Regions from separate parts of the Homo sapiens genome. Here region 2 is linked to region 1. The links are chromatin contacts, found by Hi-C or POLR2A ChIA-PET in ENCODE. All regions are on one chromosome and are shown on one strand. The core of a region is the stretch at or near the end of the contact, and the rest is flanking DNA. Distances in the headings are between cores, read along the strand shown. Region 1 has its middle 26 kb from the start of LINC00702. Region 2 has its middle 55 kb from the start of AKR1E2.

Region 1 (5,715 bases), core at 2,249-4,748:
TGTGTGTGTGTGTGTATATGTTCACATGTGAGTGTGTGTGAATGGACATGCTTGTGTGTGTGTGTTCACATTGTGCAATCCAAATGCCCTGCTTTATGCATCTGTATTCAAGACTCAAGTCCTGCGGGGACAGAGTAACTTGTTTTCAAGAGTGTTTGGCACAGCATCCTGCAGATGTGGGAACTTAGTAATTGTGTGCTGAGGACGATGATTAGGTTGATGACAAATTTGTGTGTTGAGTAGAAAGAGCTTACTGATTAGTTTCTGGAATTGTTGCCCAGTTTTAAACAAATGGGGTTTTGCTGTTTTTTTTTTTTTTGATTCGTGGGTTCTGTCATGTATTTAGTTAAACTATGAATGCTGCATTAAAATGAATACCTTCTCATCTTCCTGGAATATGCGTGGGCGTCTTGCAGGGATTACGAGTGGACTTTGAGCGTTGCACTTCTCCCACACCTTCTCCTGTGTCCTAGGCATGGCCAGGCGCAGAGGCCCAGGGAGGAGCACCAGGTGTTCTGGAGCTTTTATTTTGGGGATTTGTATGTGTATTTTTTCAGAGGTCTCCTGAAATTTCTCAATCCTATGCCCCAGAAAATATCCAGATTGGCACTAGGTGTTACTCTTTGGCTTGAGACTCTCTTATTAAATCTTGCTGTCATGTGTGTGATTTTATTATTTTTTTAAAGGATATGAAATATGCATCCTTAGTAAGCAATAAAGGGGAGCCGCACATGGATTGGAGCCATGATGTGCTCCACCTGCTGGAAACATTTCCAAGGATCCTGTCTCCTTTTACAAACTGTATTTATGATGGTAGCCCCTGTGATGATGAGTTACATGTATTCTGTTCTCTGTGCTACTCAAATAAAAAGTGGTAGCTGTTCCATTTCGCTGTTTCAGGAATGTAAGAAAAATATGAAACTGGAAGATCCTTGCTCTAAAGAGTAAAAATTCAAAAAACAGAAAAGGTTTTCAGTACTGTGAGAAATGGTTTATGAGTCTTTGCTAAGAAGTGGTATTATCTATGAGGGCAATAAATATGAAGGTCCCAGTGAAATTTAACTTTTGGGGAAAGTTGCTATCTTAATCAGCTTGGATTTCAGACAAATGTCTGATGGTGAAAATTTAAACAAAATAAGAAAAACAAAGAAAAAATAAGCTTACTAAAACAAAATAAAGTGACACAATGAGACACTGAGAAAATACAATGGAGGCTGAGTATTCAGGATCAAAAGACTCAGTGTTTTACTAGGACTTCCTATGGAAAAGTCTTCATTCGATTAGACAGATAAATTTGATTCCACTTTATTGAAATGATCAAGAGGTATGTGCAAGACTTCAGGAATCCTAAGTGACGTTTAAAGCGTTTTTAAGCCGTGGGAAGATCTGGCGTGACTTATTGTATTTGAAACTTCAGAGCAACTCCAAAGGCAAACCCAGCTCAGGGAAGACACATTGTTACTTGTACTCAATAAGTAGATGCTAAGAAACATAACATGCTTCTTACCTCAAGGCTGAGGTTAAGATGGTAAATTGAGTTTTCAAACGGACAGTAACACAATGCCCATCACAGCTGTACCTAGACCCGGAGCCTGATAAAATCTGCCGCTCTACCCCGACCACGCCACGTGTCTCAGCACGTATTTGTCTGTTTTCACACTGCTGATAAAAACATACCCAAGACTGGGAAGAAAAAGAGTTTTAATTGGACTTACAGTTCCACATGGCTGGGGAAGCTTCAGAATCATGGCGAGAGGCAAAAGGCACTTCTTAAATGGTGGCAGCAAGAGAAAATGAGGAAGAAGCAAAAGCAGAGACCCGTGATAAACCCATCAGATCTCATGAGATTTATTCACTGTCATGAGACTAGCATGGGAAAGACTGGCCCCCGTGATTCAATTACCTCCTCCTGGGTCCCTCCCTCTACACGTGGGAATTCTGGGAGATACAATTCAAGTTGAGATTTGGGTAGGGACACAGCCAAACCATATCGCAGCATTAATTATTTCTACCTACCTATACTTGCCACAAGCTTTGCCATGGACACGGGGATGGGAAAAGAGATAAAACTAGACAGATAGGAAAAACAAAGTGGCTTAGGACTGGCCATTGACTTGAAGAAGGGAAACATGAGAAGAGATGAAAACTCTCCATGGGAGTTCAAGCTCCTTCCTTAGGGGAGGTGGTGTAAAGAGGAAATTTAGGAGATGCATAATGAATGCTGCTTCCATGCCAGAGAACAGTGTAGGAAATTTCATTTCCTTAATTTAAGAGGATTCTAACTCATGCTTGAGCAAATGGATATAGAAAAATGTTATGAATGATAAATTATTTTGTACTATTTTGTTTTAAAATAACCCATATCATTTTATAGCATGAAAATTCACTCAAATGTTGAAGCTATCATAGGTCTTTAGCAATGAGCTTTCTCCCAGGGAAGAAAGTGAAGAAAACAATTCAAAGGTAAGGCTAAAGGTGACCCAAGATTTAGAATTGGGCTCATCGGATTTCAGATTCTGCATGTGACTAAGTCAGAGCCAATGCAGTCTTCACTTCATGTCAGCAAGAGCCACACTCTGAGTGCCAAACACAGCAAGATATTGCAAGGTTTGCATGATATTCATGGCTCAGGAACATAATATAATCACAAGCAAACTTAAAAAAATCAATTAATTCTTACCTTCCAGGCAATAAAATATCCAAAAATCACAAACACAGATTTGACTCTATAACCGCTATTGCTAATGATCCCTGGCTAAAATGAGCATGTGAGCCAGGCATAGTGGCTCATGCCGACAATCCTAACACTTTGGGAGGCAGAGGCAGGAGGATTGCTTGAGGCCATGAGTTCGAGACCAACCTGGGCAACAAAGTGAGACCCTTTCTCTACAAAAAATTTAAAAAAAATTAGCCAGGCATAGTGGCACACACCTGTAGTCCCAGCTACTGGGGAGGTTGAGGCAGAAAAATCACTTGAACTGAACAGTTTGAGGCTGCAGTGAGCCATGATTGTGCCACTGCACTCCAGCCTGGGTGACAGAGTGAGTCCCTAGCTCAAAATAAATAAATACATACATACATACATACATACATAAATAAAAATTTAGAGGTTAGCATAGGATTTTTTTTTTTTTTTGGAAATGAAATTTCTATTGCTTTTAAAAAAATACAAATCGATTTGTGGTGGTTCTGCGATGATCCCACACAAAGGGATATTCTACATTTCTTTTCCCTTAGGCTTGGGCCACCCTAGCTTTAGGAAAACTGTACATTTTCCCTGTTTTAGCTATACTTTGTAAAACTATTAGAAATGCCTGAGAGAGAAATGGGAAGAGAGCAAACAGGGACTGTGTAATGTGTTTGTTTCCTTTACATTCCTTTGTTGCATGTTTGCTAAATTCCTGTGAGTTTAGCCTTAAGGGTTTGAGATTCGGGACTACTGGGCAGGACCTGCTCACCGGCTGCCCATAACCGTCACAGTAAGAGAACACAGACAGCCACAGGAAGTGAATCTTGGAGCTGTGATGTCATCTCGGCTACTACATGTGTATCTGTTCTTACTTAGCCTGGAGAGCATTTGGGGAAGGATAAGAATTAGGCAGAGGATAGACAATGGGCAAAAAGTTTTGTAAGGGAAACTGTCAGTTAGCAAGAATGCACATGAATATATAAGCACAATGACTTGTCAGTTTGGTACTAGGTGATAGGGTGAGTTTTGGGAAGGGATGTTAATTTTAGTCTCCAGTTTTGCTGAGGTCATAATTTTGATTCATTTTTTTTAAGTTTTCATTTTATGCCAGTAGATGAAGCAGATAATCAGCCTTACCTCCAGGTACTCAGAAGGTACTTGCCCAGGGCTGCACAAGTTGCACCAATGATGACAATAAGAGGGGCATTTACAGTTTACATAGTGTCTGAGATTTTAGAATTTATTATGAAGAATAAAAAAAGGTATAGGGAATAACATAATGAACCGCCAGCTTTCTTAAATCTTCATATTTTGGCATATGCATTTCACACTTTTCAAAGAAATTAAACTAAACATGAGGTCCCTTATTGAGCCCTGAAATACCCCTTTTCTCCCCTTTTGAGATAACCTGTTACCCTTAATTTGTTTTCAGTCACCCTATTCATATTTTATGCTACCTTTATATATGCATATTCATGAATTTTTCATGCAGTGCTTTATCTATTTTAAAATTTAAGTGTCTCACACTGCACATTCCATTTCTTACATATTTTTGTCACAAAGTTTTTGGAGAATTTATTCTGTTACCCAAGCAAACTTGTTAACTGTTTTGTAGTATTCTGTGGTGTGAATATTTCAGTTATTTTTCTTTTCTTCTGTTATGCTCCTTAAGACTGATTCTAATAATAGTGCACGGAGTGAAGGATGTTTTATTTTTTTTTTTGCTAGTCTTTTTTAGGAACATGTGTCTAGGATTTGCTGGTAGCATGCAGCTCCTTTTGCAGTTCGTTTAGCAGGCACAGACACACTTAGCTGCTGCAGGGTACCACGCTTATCCAGCCTTGGTCCCAGAAGAAGACAGGAGTAGCGTAGGGAGCTGTAGTCTCCAGCACACTCCACAGAACACCAGCAACAACATGCAGGGGCCGCAAGCCGCTGAAATGCGGGAGCTATTTGTTGCTGCAGCTTCCAATTAAATCTGACAAAAGTGAGGAGGCAGTCACCAGTGTCATACATGTGAGATCTCAAAAAAAAGTTCTCTTTTTTTCAGAAGGCAATTGGATGTATGTTCCATTTTGATTTTTTTAAGTCAGTGTACTTAATGAGTTGACAATATTTTAATGTGTTCAGTCAGAATTTAGGGAAGAATGAAATTTTCCCACAGGGAAATAAAAAGATTTCTGCGACAGAGCAGCAACCAAAGGGACATTTACTTGGGTCCCCTGGGGCCTCTGCCTCTGCTGCAATCTGACGGTGGCTCTGCAACTGGTACCCAGTGGCCAGCCCAGGGCTTCTCTCAGTTGTTATCCTGGAAATTCCCTTCTGTTTTACTCAGTGCTGATTACCTATTCCCAAAATCTGACTGTTCTCATCCTTGACCTAACCCCTCATTTCCTTTGTTCTACTTTCTAGGTTCTAGGATATTTCCTTCTCATTGTATTTCACACCAAATCCTATTTCTTGGCTATCTGAATGTTCCTTTTATCTTTTCTTGATTTTTTTATTATTTCAAGAAGGTAATATTTTATCATATGTTTATGGATAGTACAGATTGTTTTAAGCAAGATTTCTTTTTTTTAAGTTGTTTTCTAATATTTTTCATTTTTTTCTTTTTTTACACTTCGCCTCATTTTCCCATTTAATGTAAGTTTGAGGCTTCCTTCAGGTATCTACAAATGTGATTACTTGGTAAAACTGCATGACTGTCTCCAGTTTTACTTAATGCCACCAAATTGCTCTTGAAGGGCCTGTGCCAATTTAGTGTCATGAGCAGAGAATGAGCATTTATGTCACCCACCCACCCACCCGGGTTTTTAACATTCAGTGACCAAGATAAAACACAGCACCACCTTCTACTTGTCTAACTTTCTTAGGTCTCAGGGGACAAGCTTTGGAAATTTAATTTCCTCAATAACCACCCCGTTAAAGTATTCTGAGTTTTGAGTGGTTCTTGACTGCTGTATTGTTTCATTAAAAGTGCATTCTTTTTTCATGGATTTTTTAATAGAAGTTTGTGTTTTAGATTT
Region 2 (5,715 bases), core at 1,136-3,635, 500 kb after region 1:
TCACTGGTTGGAACTCTTCTGGAATCCAGGACAGTCTGTGATTTATTCACAACAAAGGTGAGGTCGGATATGCTCAGGATATGCAAACTTATTTTTGCATATGCCTGCAATACATAATCAGCATGAATAAGGTTGTACAATTTGGATAGCCGACAGCATAATTTGCTTTATGTCTTTCTTTATTCCCTCTGACCTCACCCTCTACTTAGGTGGGGGCTATGGAACTAAAGAAAGATCATAGAGAAATAGAGAAATTCATTAAGGGGCCCCTTAATGTTCAAGGGTTTTCCTTCCTAGGGCCACATTCCAGGATTCCTAAAGTCAACAAGAGACACTACTTCCATGCCAGAACACTCCAGTGAAACCCACGTTTTCATTTCTCTTTCTACAATGGAGTCAATGGGTTTGGATGTGTTCCTTTCTAGATTGCTTTTTGGCTTTCATAAATTGTATGAGAAGTTATTTAATTGACTTTGATATGGGGGAAAGCAGTAAATATTTAAATCTGATGAGGATGCTTTTGAAGGAAAATCATCCTGGCCCCAGGATAGCTCATCTTGCTTAACATATTTAGGGCTGGGCAACAGAGTGAATGGAAATGTCAGGAAGAACATAATCCAATCCAACTAGTGACTGCACAAGCCAGGCCTTATTAAATAAGGTGACAGCCAAGAGGGCACTGGAAGCCCATTGCCCTAACTCAGTTAGTCCTGTGTGCTTTCAAGAGTCCTAAACAAAGGGGAATTTGAAATAACAAATTTGAACACAGTCAATATGCAAACACATAACTCATAAGAAGGCATATTGATATTAAAATTTTAAAGTGTAAAGGTGCTATAGATATCTCGGCCAAGTTATCTCTGACTTTTTCAATGATATTTACAAATCTGTCAATTGGTATGCTTTAAATATTTTTTAATCCATTCTTATGGTTACTTATTAATAACTTTTATAAACTTTATAGTATATAAAATGAATTCAAATTTCCTTATCATGTTGAATATAAGTTCTGGTTTCCCAGTTCCATCTTCAAGATAGCTGATTGACAGTATATGACTAAGAAATAGGACTATAATTGCTAATGGTTTGCTTTTTTATATAGGAAACAATACAAATGAAGATTAGAATTTTTACTATTTTTTTAACAAAATTAGCAAATCATGCACTTACAGACTCAAACACAAGCCTAAGTAAGTAGACAAGCATTTATTGTATCCACTGTACAATTCTTTCTCACCATTACGGAAATTAGCTTATTCCTGGATGGTTCAAAAGCTTCCTAAACACATGGAATTTAGATAATTACAAAAGGTTTTTATAATGGAGCCTCTTTTGCAAATCAATATAAAATTGTTAGCTGACCTGGAAGGGGGCACGGACCGGAAAGCCATTTGTTTTAATGGAGTCTTAAGAAAACTGCATAAAAAAGAATATGCTGTTAACGTCTTCCTAATAAATCAAAACAAGAGACTATTTGTAATATAGTAAATGTAACTTTGAGAAAATTTAATTATATTTTTTTAAAAGAATAATCCTGAATGTTGACTTGGAAACCACAGATTTCAGAACTTGCCTCTATATTACCAATATTTCTTTTCATTGATGCTCTAACCTCTAAAAACTAATAGTAAATGATACATCAAAATGCTAACCAACCTACAAAACTGAGTACTCCAATGTTTCTGAGAATTATTTGGGATATAAATTTAAAGCTCATATATGAATAAAATTATAATAAACTCATTCTGCAAGATTATGTATTAATCCAAATAAAATATATATTTGATTTTTGAAAATGTCACAACTTTAAAGAATTAAAATTTACATAAGATGAGAGAGGTTTTAATACACAGTTTAAACATTTGGAGGCTGAAATTAACTTTGATTCCAGCATTTTTTGCTTTCTGATTTCAAATAATTATGACGTTTAAAAATAATCAAAATATCTCAAAGTAATATTTTATGTTATAATTGGTTTGTTTTTACTTTGCCGTGAATTAGTATACTAGTTACAAAAATGGAAGCTGATTGGAAAAAAATAGAAAAATGTCTTAAAAACTTTTTGAGGGGTCATTTATTTTTTTAAGAAGTAACATGTATCTAATGCTGTCTTGGATACACTAAAAAGCACTTAAGACATATGTGAATTCACTTAATAAAATTGTTTTCCATATAAATATTATTTAAACTCCCTAAAATATTGTCTTTTTCTTTTCTTATTAAGGTATAAAATTTCTTTGCCTATTTCTAGAATTAATAAACAAGTTGCTATGAGCAACTTGGGAGAAACACAATAAGATTCTTTAAAAACTTTTTTTTCCGTTTCTTTTTTTAAGTTTTCCTGTTGGCCTGACTCATTGTGCTCTCACATCCCTTTGAAACCATATGGGGAAGTAATAAAGTGTGTCTCTTCTTCCAAAGATATGCACTGTTTATTAACTGACTAAGGGAAATACTATGAGCTCATTACTATTTGTCATACATGGTCATTCAATCACATTGAGCAACAGACAAGACCAGGAAACACCCGTGTAAAAGGACAATGGATAATGGGCAGTTTAACAGTTTAATTTTTTATGAGAAAAAAAAGAAGTTGAATATGACCTTAGATAAAATACAAAATACAGCAATAGTAACACTGCTGGCCATTTCTATTCAACAACAAACTCTCTGTTCTCTGCAGAGACTAGGAGGCAGGTACAGGATTCTGCCTACAAATAACTTTCTTTCTTTAGCACCAAATTGTGCCCAGTGTAGCACCACTTATTGTCCAAAGAATTAAAAGCCTTCAGCAGCAGATATTATTATTGTCTTTCAAAGATCTCCTTCCTGGGAATTCCATCACATGTAAACATATGCTTAAGGATTTAGCTCCATCTACAGGAAGCAGAAAATAAAACAAATTATTTGTAAATACAAAGTCCTCTCTGCACACATCCATTTAGATAAGATTGTTTTTGCTTCTTCCAAATGATGCTTTTGGCTGAGAAAGTTCCAGCGGAGAAAGGAGAGCAGTTAGAGTAGGAAATGGGCATATGACTCATCCATTCCTGGGGTTTTGAATCAGAAGAAAATCTGATTCTACTTCATTAAATAAATTTCTATAAAAAGCAGCCATTTATAAAACATGACTTATGAAACATATTGCCAAGGAGGAAGCCTCTCCCAGGATTTTGCAGGGATTTATCAAACAAGAGTCCCTGAATGTTAAAGTTTCAGATAATTCTGTCTCTGGATGTGGGTTTCATTCCCCTTCTTCCCCATAAACTTCCTATCCTCTGAGAATATGTGCCACCCCCCATAACTGTGTCCACTGAGCCAGATCCCAGGACAAAGGGTGTCAAGGAGGGTTGGAGGAGATGGCTTGGGAAAACCTGCCAATATCCTTTCTCAAAACAATGGCAGAAATCTGGGTGCTGTCTTCTTTCCTGCTCCACATTAATTGACAATAAACATAGCTATTTACTTAAGAGGAAAGCGGAAACTCAGAAATGGTTTGGTCACCAAAAACCACAAATGAAATATTCCATTTTCCCCAAAGTCATATTTATCCACTCTTAAACAACCTTCTAAAGAAGAGCGCATCGTTAGTTGGACATGTTAGTCAAGCCACGTCCTTGCCATGGAATGTTCTTCAGAGCATTGAGTGGAGATCATGTACCTCCACATTCCCGGAAGCATATGCCTCATGTTTCTTCATTGAATAATTCAAATCTAAAATTAGGGGTAAAATGCTCTATTGTACAAAGATGCTGCCTTGTTTATATACCCAATTTCCATTTCTAAATAAATGTACAGTAGCTCTGAATGAAGAAACTGCGTTTGGGTTAATCCTTTGTACCAAGAATAATGACTAGGCTCCAACCTCAATCCTGCATGAGTTTATACTGAAACTTCACCATGTGTATGAAACTATACTTACTCATCAAATCATTTTATTCCAGAGTAAGGAGAAGATCTGCCACAAAGAGAAACACCCAACTCTACCCCAGAGATGCTACAATTCTCAAATTCCATAAATTAGATGTTTTTCAGCCTCAAGCCTTTCAAGTCTCCTTCAGATTTCTATTACTTTTGCGTGAACGATAAACTCATAAAATGTAAGGTTCTGCTCTATTAAATAATGCATTATGGATGTCATATGATTTTGTAAAAGCTTCATAACATTTCTAAGCAAATAAATTATAGAAACTCTGGGTAAAGGTAGTAGATTAGACACATGCTCGCCTATGTCTGCTCCTTCCACAAATCCTAAGGAAATTATAGAGAAGAAGTATAAATTCACAGACAGGTGACTGAAAGGAGAGGCTGCAGTGGATGAGATACATTAACAAATATTTGGGCGGGATGGTGGAAACCGACTTAGCGGAACAAAGGAAGCTGAATCCTAAGAGAATTTTTCACTGAAGAATGGGGAAAGATAAAAAACGAGAGGTTCTGAGTTTTGCAAATGCAGTGATCAGATGGGGTTCAAAACCAGGAGGGCCAATTGACAGGTGGAATAAATAGTGATCGGGCATCCAGGATTCCTTCTCTGAGTTTTTAAATGTTTTCTAATTGATGTATAATAGATGTACACACTTTCAGGATACATGTGATAATTTATTGCATTCACGTAATCAATAAAGATAAAAGCAGCGCAATTAAGATGCCTATCACCTTGAATATTTGTCTTTTCTTTATGCTAGAAATATTTAAATTATTCTTTTCTAGATATTTTGAAATATACAATAATTATTGTAGACTATAATCAGCCTACTAATCTATCAGTCTTATTTATTTTATCAAACTGTATATTTGTAGCCATTAATCTGAGACTAGTAACCATACCTCCCCAACACAGAAAGAAATTGATTCAGAGAGATTATACACTGGGACATGTGAGGCACAGTGGTGGGTGATGCTTAGGCATTAAAACCAGGAGAATTAGGTTAAACTTTATAAACTTCACTGCAGAAAATGGAAGCAGAAGGAATACTTCCCAGTACCTTTTATGAGGCCAGAATTACTTTAACACCAAAGCCAGATTAAAATCATTACAGAAGAATAAACTAGACTCCAACATGTCTTATAATTATAGCTCAACAGAATATTAGTGAGTCAAAGCCAACAATGTATTTTTTGAAATACACTACAACCAAGTGGGATCATTTCATACCTGAAGTAAAGTATACAAAAGAATGATTCAACATTCAAATATCAATCAATGTCATCCATCATGACAACAAGCTAAGAAGAAAAATCATATGCTCATATCAATAGATGCAGAAAAAACATTTGACGAACCTCACAACCATTCAAAATAAAAATTCTCAGCAAACTAGGAATAGAGGGGAACCTTTTCAACTTGATAAGAAGATATCTACCAAAAACCTACAGCTAATATCATACCTAATGGTGAGAAACTTAATGACTTTCCCTTAAGATTAGAAATGGCAAGGATGTCCTCCCATACGATTTCACTTGACATCATGCCCAAAATGCTAACTAGCACAAAAAGACAAAAAAGTGTAATTGAAAATATACAAATGGGAAAGGAAGACATAAAACTGTCACATGAATGACTCTGTAGATTTAAAAAATATATATATATAAGTAACAAATGAGTATATCACGGTCACAGGGAACAATATTAACATATATAATTATTTTGTATACTAGGAGTAAACAATTGGAATGTAAAATGTAAAAAAGGAATACAATTTACTATTGCAC

The links. Hi-C counts contacts between places; a loop is a spot of excess contacts on that map. ChIA-PET counts read pairs that join two places held with the same protein, here RNA polymerase II (POLR2A). Pooled maps may share reads with other maps.
Region 2: a loop to region 1 is called in a map of PC-9, with 4 times the contacts of the local background. The contact joins two enhancer-like sites. A Hi-C loop is called at or near these places in 2 of 168 maps with a recorded cell type or tissue (PC-9 and heart right ventricle) and 2 of 50 pooled maps. POLR2A ChIA-PET finds 5 or more read pairs at or near these places in 1 of 52 experiments (activated T-cell).

What each region holds. Positions count from the first base shown.
Region 1 is chr10:4,266,818-4,272,532 of GRCh38, forward strand. No RefSeq gene overlaps it. Among named protein-coding and RNA genes, the nearest start is that of LINC00702, 26 kb to the left of the region's middle. Within about 2 kb of position 3,499, at least 5 of the 41 ENCODE cell types and tissues checked have a DNase peak (open chromatin) inside an H3K27ac peak, as active enhancers do.
Region 2 is chr10:4,768,491-4,774,205 of GRCh38, forward strand. No RefSeq gene overlaps it. Among named protein-coding and RNA genes, the nearest start is that of AKR1E2, 55 kb to the right of the region's middle. Within about 2 kb of position 2,386, at least 9 of the 41 ENCODE cell types and tissues checked have a DNase peak (open chromatin) inside an H3K27ac peak, as active enhancers do.